Linked DNA regions of Homo sapiens: region 2 is linked to region 1. A link is an interaction called in ENCODE POLR2A ChIA-PET data of the cell type or tissue named here. Cell type or tissue: CD4-positive, alpha-beta T cell. All regions are shown on one strand. Region 1 has its middle 18 kb from the start of IFNGR2. Region 2 overlaps IFNAR2-IL10RB (IFNAR2-IL10RB readthrough).

What was found. ChIA-PET counts read pairs that join two places held together with the same protein. Peaks named below come from ENCODE experiments on the same cell type or tissue, not always from the same donor. Only the 100,000 strongest peaks of a DNase experiment are listed, where the experiment ranks them.
Region 2: POLR2A ChIA-PET joins it to region 1 with 5 read pairs; 4 of 35 experiments call an interaction of 5 or more read pairs at or near these places.

The regions. Positions count from the first base shown.
Region 1 is chr21:33,384,059-33,386,558 of GRCh38, forward strand. No RefSeq gene overlaps it. Among named protein-coding and RNA genes, the nearest start is that of IFNGR2, 18 kb to the right of the region's middle. RefSeq lists a silencer at 1,985-2,190. In CD4-positive, alpha-beta T cell, no CTCF peak of the experiment used is centred here; a DNase peak (open chromatin) is centred at 943; H3K4me3 peaks cover 894 bases; H3K27ac peaks cover 806 bases.
Region 2 is chr21:33,249,822-33,252,321 of GRCh38, forward strand. The region is part of intron 6 of IFNAR2-IL10RB (IFNAR2-IL10RB readthrough); the gene reads left to right. All of the region lies in intron 6 of IFNAR2 (interferon alpha and beta receptor subunit 2), which reads left to right. Among named protein-coding and RNA genes, the nearest start is that of IL10RB-DT, 15 kb to the right of the region's middle. In CD4-positive, alpha-beta T cell, no CTCF peak of the experiment used is centred here; no DNase peak of the experiment used is centred here; H3K27ac peaks cover 208 bases.

The DNA of each region.
Region 1 (2,500 bases):
TGTGCACCACCATGCATGGCTAAATTTTTTTTTTTTTTTTTTTTTTTTTTTTTTTTTTTTTTTTAGAGAGGGAGGTCTTACTACATTGCCCAGACTGGTCTCAAACTCCTGGCCTCAAGCAATCCTCCTTCCTCGGCTTCTCAAAGTGCTGGGATTACAGGCTTGAGCCATCACGCCCAGCCTATCATCCTAGTTTTGTTTTTTGGGTTTTTTGTTTGTTGGTTGGTTTGTTTGTTTGTTTTTGAGACCTAGTTTCACTCTTGTCACCCAGGCTGGAGTGCAATGGTGCAATCTTGGCTCACTGCAACCTCCGCCTCCTGGGTTCAAGTGATTCTCCTGCCTCAGCCTCTCAAGTAGTTGTGACTACAAGCATGCGCCACCACACCTGGCTAATTTTTGTATTTTTAGTAGAGACAGGGTTTCACCATATTGTCCAGCCTGATCTCAAACCCCTGATCTCAAGTGATCCTCCCACTTTGGCCTCCCAAAGTGCTGGGATTTCAAGTGTGAGCCACCGTGCCCGGCTGCCTCATCAATTCTCTATAAACAGTTATTAATGAGAAGTCAGTTGAGCTGTTTCTATGTATTTGTTTCCAGAAAGAAACAGGGTGCACCTAGACCACCCTGGACCTCAGTAAAAGGCTCTCTTCCCTTTAAATAACTGATCGAGAACTTCTAATTATTCTTCTATGAACCTTAGAATGTACCAAGAAAATCCATTCCACAGAGTCTTATTTCTGGGCATCCTGTGCATATGAGCTGAGAGGAATCTGTGATTTTTATGCAGCGCTGAATGTCATCAAAAGGCTTCGAGGAAGAGTTTCCTGAGTTTCCTTGATGTTCGCGGCGCTTACTGTTACTTTCACACTTAGCTAAGTAACCTTTGATACTGTGTGGTTATAACATAATAACCACAGGTCCTTTGTCTTCTCTGTCAAGAGTGAAGAATTCGAAGGACTTTAACCACTGGTAAAAGTGTCTTCTCACATAAACCGCATAGCAGCAAGCATTACGTGAACCAGCTGGTTATTCTCACTAAATGGGTTAGATACAAGTTACAAGCCGATCGCGAAGCTGCCTAGACTGGATTGAGTGTAGGTTAGCCAAACGGCATGATTGAGAAGATAAATCTCATCTGTCCACCCTTTTCCCGTTAGTTCCAAGCCAGCCTCGTGGCTGAGCCCAGCTTCCCAAGCCTCTCTGAAGATGGCGTCAGGCAGTCCAAGCCCGGTTTAGCTAAGAGTGCTTCCAGCCATCCCAGGCTGCAATCACGCCTTCCTTTGCCATCTGGGCTCTCCCCAGGTTAGTGGAACTGCTTTCTGGAAGGTGAGTCCTGCCCTGTGGAGTGCCTGGAGTAGGGACTGGTCACCAGCATTAAGTGCCCAGGGAGGGAGCACGTATACACGAATCAATTTTTAGAAGAGACAATAACCCACTCAAAAAAGGGCAACAGCCAGACTGGTAGCTCATGCCTGTAATTCCAGCATTTGGGAGGCTGAGGCGGGAGGATGGCTTGAGCCCAGGAGTTTAAGACCGGCCAGGGTAACTTAGTGAGACCCTCGTCTCTCTCTATATATATTTTTAATTAGCTGGGCATGGTGACCCCTACCTGTAGTCTCAGCTACTTGGGAGCCTGAGGTGGGAGGATGGCTTGACCCTAGGAAGTTGAGGTTGCAGTGAGCTATGATCATGCTGCTGCACCCCAAACTGGGCAACAGAACAAGACAAAAAAAAATGGAGTGGGGGAGAAAAGATGTGATAATAGAAAAAGAGATTCAAGTGTTGTTAAACAATGGGTGGCCAGCCGGGCACAGTGGCTCACGCCTATAATCCCAGCACTTTGGGAGGCCGAGGCAGGCAGATCACCTGAGGTCAGCAGTTCGAGACCAGCCTCAACATGGAGAAACCCCATCTCTACTAAAAAAAAAAAAATACAAAATTAGCCGGGCGTGGTGGTGCATGCCCGTAATCCCAGCTACTCAGAAGGCTGAGGCAGGAGAATTGCTTGAACCTGGGAGGCGGAGGTTGCGGTGAGCCGAGATTGCACCATTGCGCTCCAGCGTGAAACTCTGTCTCAAACAACAATGGATGGCCAACCTCATCCACGGTCAAAAAATCCAAATCAAACAACAATGAGATATCCTGGGGGTGGGGGGCAGTTTCATGGACAAATATTACCCCGTTTAATATCCTTGGTACCAGTGAGGTTGTGGGGAAAGAATGTGCTCACTAGCGGCCCCTGAAGGAGAACTGAGCACCTTTCCTGGCCTTGGGGCCTCCAAACCGGCTTCCTGGATCTTCCAAGGATTCTGCTACCAGTGACCTTCCATTAATTTGTTTTCTGCTTAAACTAGCTAGGGTGGGTTCTGTTGTTTCCAATTTGGCCTCTAACAGAAGGCCTCTGAGCTTCAGTTTTCCTCCCAGGTGAGAAGGGGATACTGCTCTCTTCTTTACAAGTGGGTTGAGAGCGTTTCCCGAAATAACATCTCAAGTACAGCTG
Region 2 (2,500 bases), 130 kb before region 1:
TTCAAAGGCTCTGAGGCTGGAGTGGGCCCGGTGTATTTCAGCAACAGCGAGGAGAGGTGGCTGAACTGGAGTGACCAGGCAGGAGATGAAGAGGAGGTGAGGTCAGAGGGTAAATGTGGCTGGACCTGGTAGGAGTTTGTGGGTCTGGGTCTTCTGAGTGTGATGGAAGCCTGTGGAACCCAAGGCTTAACAGAGCATCCTGGCTGGGCTGTTAAAAATAGACCACAGGGGCAAAGATGGGAGTTAGGAGACCAACTAAGACACAATCCAGGGTGGCAGTCACTTAAGAGGCAGTAACAAATTATATGATTATTATCATTTTTCTTTTAATATCGACATGGATTATAATCAGTACTCTAGGAAAAGGAGCAAAAATGGGTGAAAAATAAGTTTATGTGGCCTAAGGACTATGTGGAGTGTCATTAAATCTGTTTCAATCATGTCTCGTTTGTGTTCACCCCATAAGCAACTAACTCTATGTTTTAGATTATGATTCCTAAAATAAGAGACTGTTGCTTATTAGGATATTGACTACTCTATAAGAGGAAAAACTGTAGTTAATAGGCATCTTCTTCATAAGGAAAATTAGCCTTTAAATCCAGAAAAAAAAATAAGCTACTAGTATAATCTAAGCAACAGATGGTGGTGGCTTGGACCTTGATAGTAGAGGGGTAATGAGTAGTGAGAGGCCATCAAATTCTGCATATATTTTGGGTTTTGTTTGTTTGTTTTTGAGATGGAGTTTTGCTCTTGTTGCCCAGGCTGGACTGAAATGGCATGATCTTGGCTCACTGCAACCTCCGCCTCCCGGGTTCAAGCCATTCTCCTGCCTCAGCCTCCCTAGTAGCTGGGATTACAGGCACCCGCCAGCACACCCAGATAATTTTTTGTATTTTTAGTAGAGACAGGGTTTCACTGTGTTGGCCAGGCTGGTGTTGAACTCCTGACCTCAGGCGATCCACCCACCTCAGCCTCCCAAAGTGTTGGGATTACAAGCATGAGCCACCATGCCCAGCTCATAATTCTGCATATATTTTGCATGTGGAGCAAGACTAACTTCCCCATTAACTATGGAAGATGATGAATGAAGCAGGTGAGGGTTAGATAGGGTTAGAGGGTTTGGGACATGTTAAATTCCAGGTGTCCGTAAGGAATCTAGGAGGAGACGTGGGGAAGGAGCTGGATGTGCCAGTCTGTTGTCCAGGAGAGAACCCGCAGCTAGAGAGAGAGCCTGGGAGTCACTGGCTTCTTGGTGCATGTTGAATGCCCTAAGACCAGATGAGGTCACCTGGGAATAGACACTCAGAGAGAAAACAAGACATCCAGTGACAGAGCCCAGGAACATTCCAAAATTTGGAGATCTGGCAAATGAGGAAGAAACAGCAAAATCGACTGAGAAAGAGCAACCAGCATGGTAGGGAGAGAAGCAGGTGAGAGTGATGTCCCGGTAGCTGAGAGAAGAACTTTCCAGAAGGTGAAAGTGGTCTACTGAGTCCAGTGCTGTAAATGGGACAATTGAAGAGGACTGACTATTGGATTTAGCAACATTGTGTCCTTGATAAAAGTAGTTTTAATAGAGTTAGGGGCAAAGAGCTGGTTGGAGTAGATTCAAGAAAGAGTGGGAGGAGAAAAATTGGAGACAGTGAAGAGAGCTCATTCTTCCAAGGAATTTTTCCAAACAGGGAAGGAGATTGTGTGCTGGCCACTGGAGGGGAAGCTTTTAGTTTGTTGGGTCGTAAGTTTGTTTGTTTACTAACTCCTCCTCCCAAACAGAAATTTACAGAAAAACATCATTACTGAAGGCTGTATTTGAGCTGCTAGGAATCCTCATTTATTAAACTGCTAGTAAGAATGTATTTTAAAAACTGTAAAACATGATACAAAAGTTATTATTCATGAAAGAGCCTTCATATCATCTTTTAAATTCTGAAGTGAAATGCAACTACAGGAAAGAAGAGGCAAGGTGTTTAAAGGGAGATGGCTGGGCACAGTGGCTTACGCCTGTAATCCCAGCACTTTGGAAGGCCAAGGCAGGCAGATCGCTTGCGGTCAGGAGTTCAAGACCAGCGTGGCCAACATGGTGAAACCCCATCTCTACTAAAAATACAAAAATTAGCCAGGCATGGTGGCGGGCATCTGTAATCCCAGCTACTCAGGAGACTGAGGCAAGAGAATCTCTTGAACCCAGGAGGTGGAGGTTGCAGTGAGCCAAGATCATGCCACTGCACTCCAGCCTGGGCAACAGAGTGAGACCCCATCCATCTATCTATCTATCTATCTATCTATCTATCTATCTATATCTGTCTATTGATAAAGGGAGAAGATGAGAAACTAGACATCAGTCAGTTTTGTCACAGACAAGCTCTGTGACCTTGGAGAAGTTACTTAGCCACACTGAGCTACAGTTTTCTCATCCGTTGAATGGAGGTAATGCCTATTTTGCAGACTGTTTTGAAAGTCAAAAGGGTTAATGTTTATGAAGGCACTTTCTCAAGTGTAA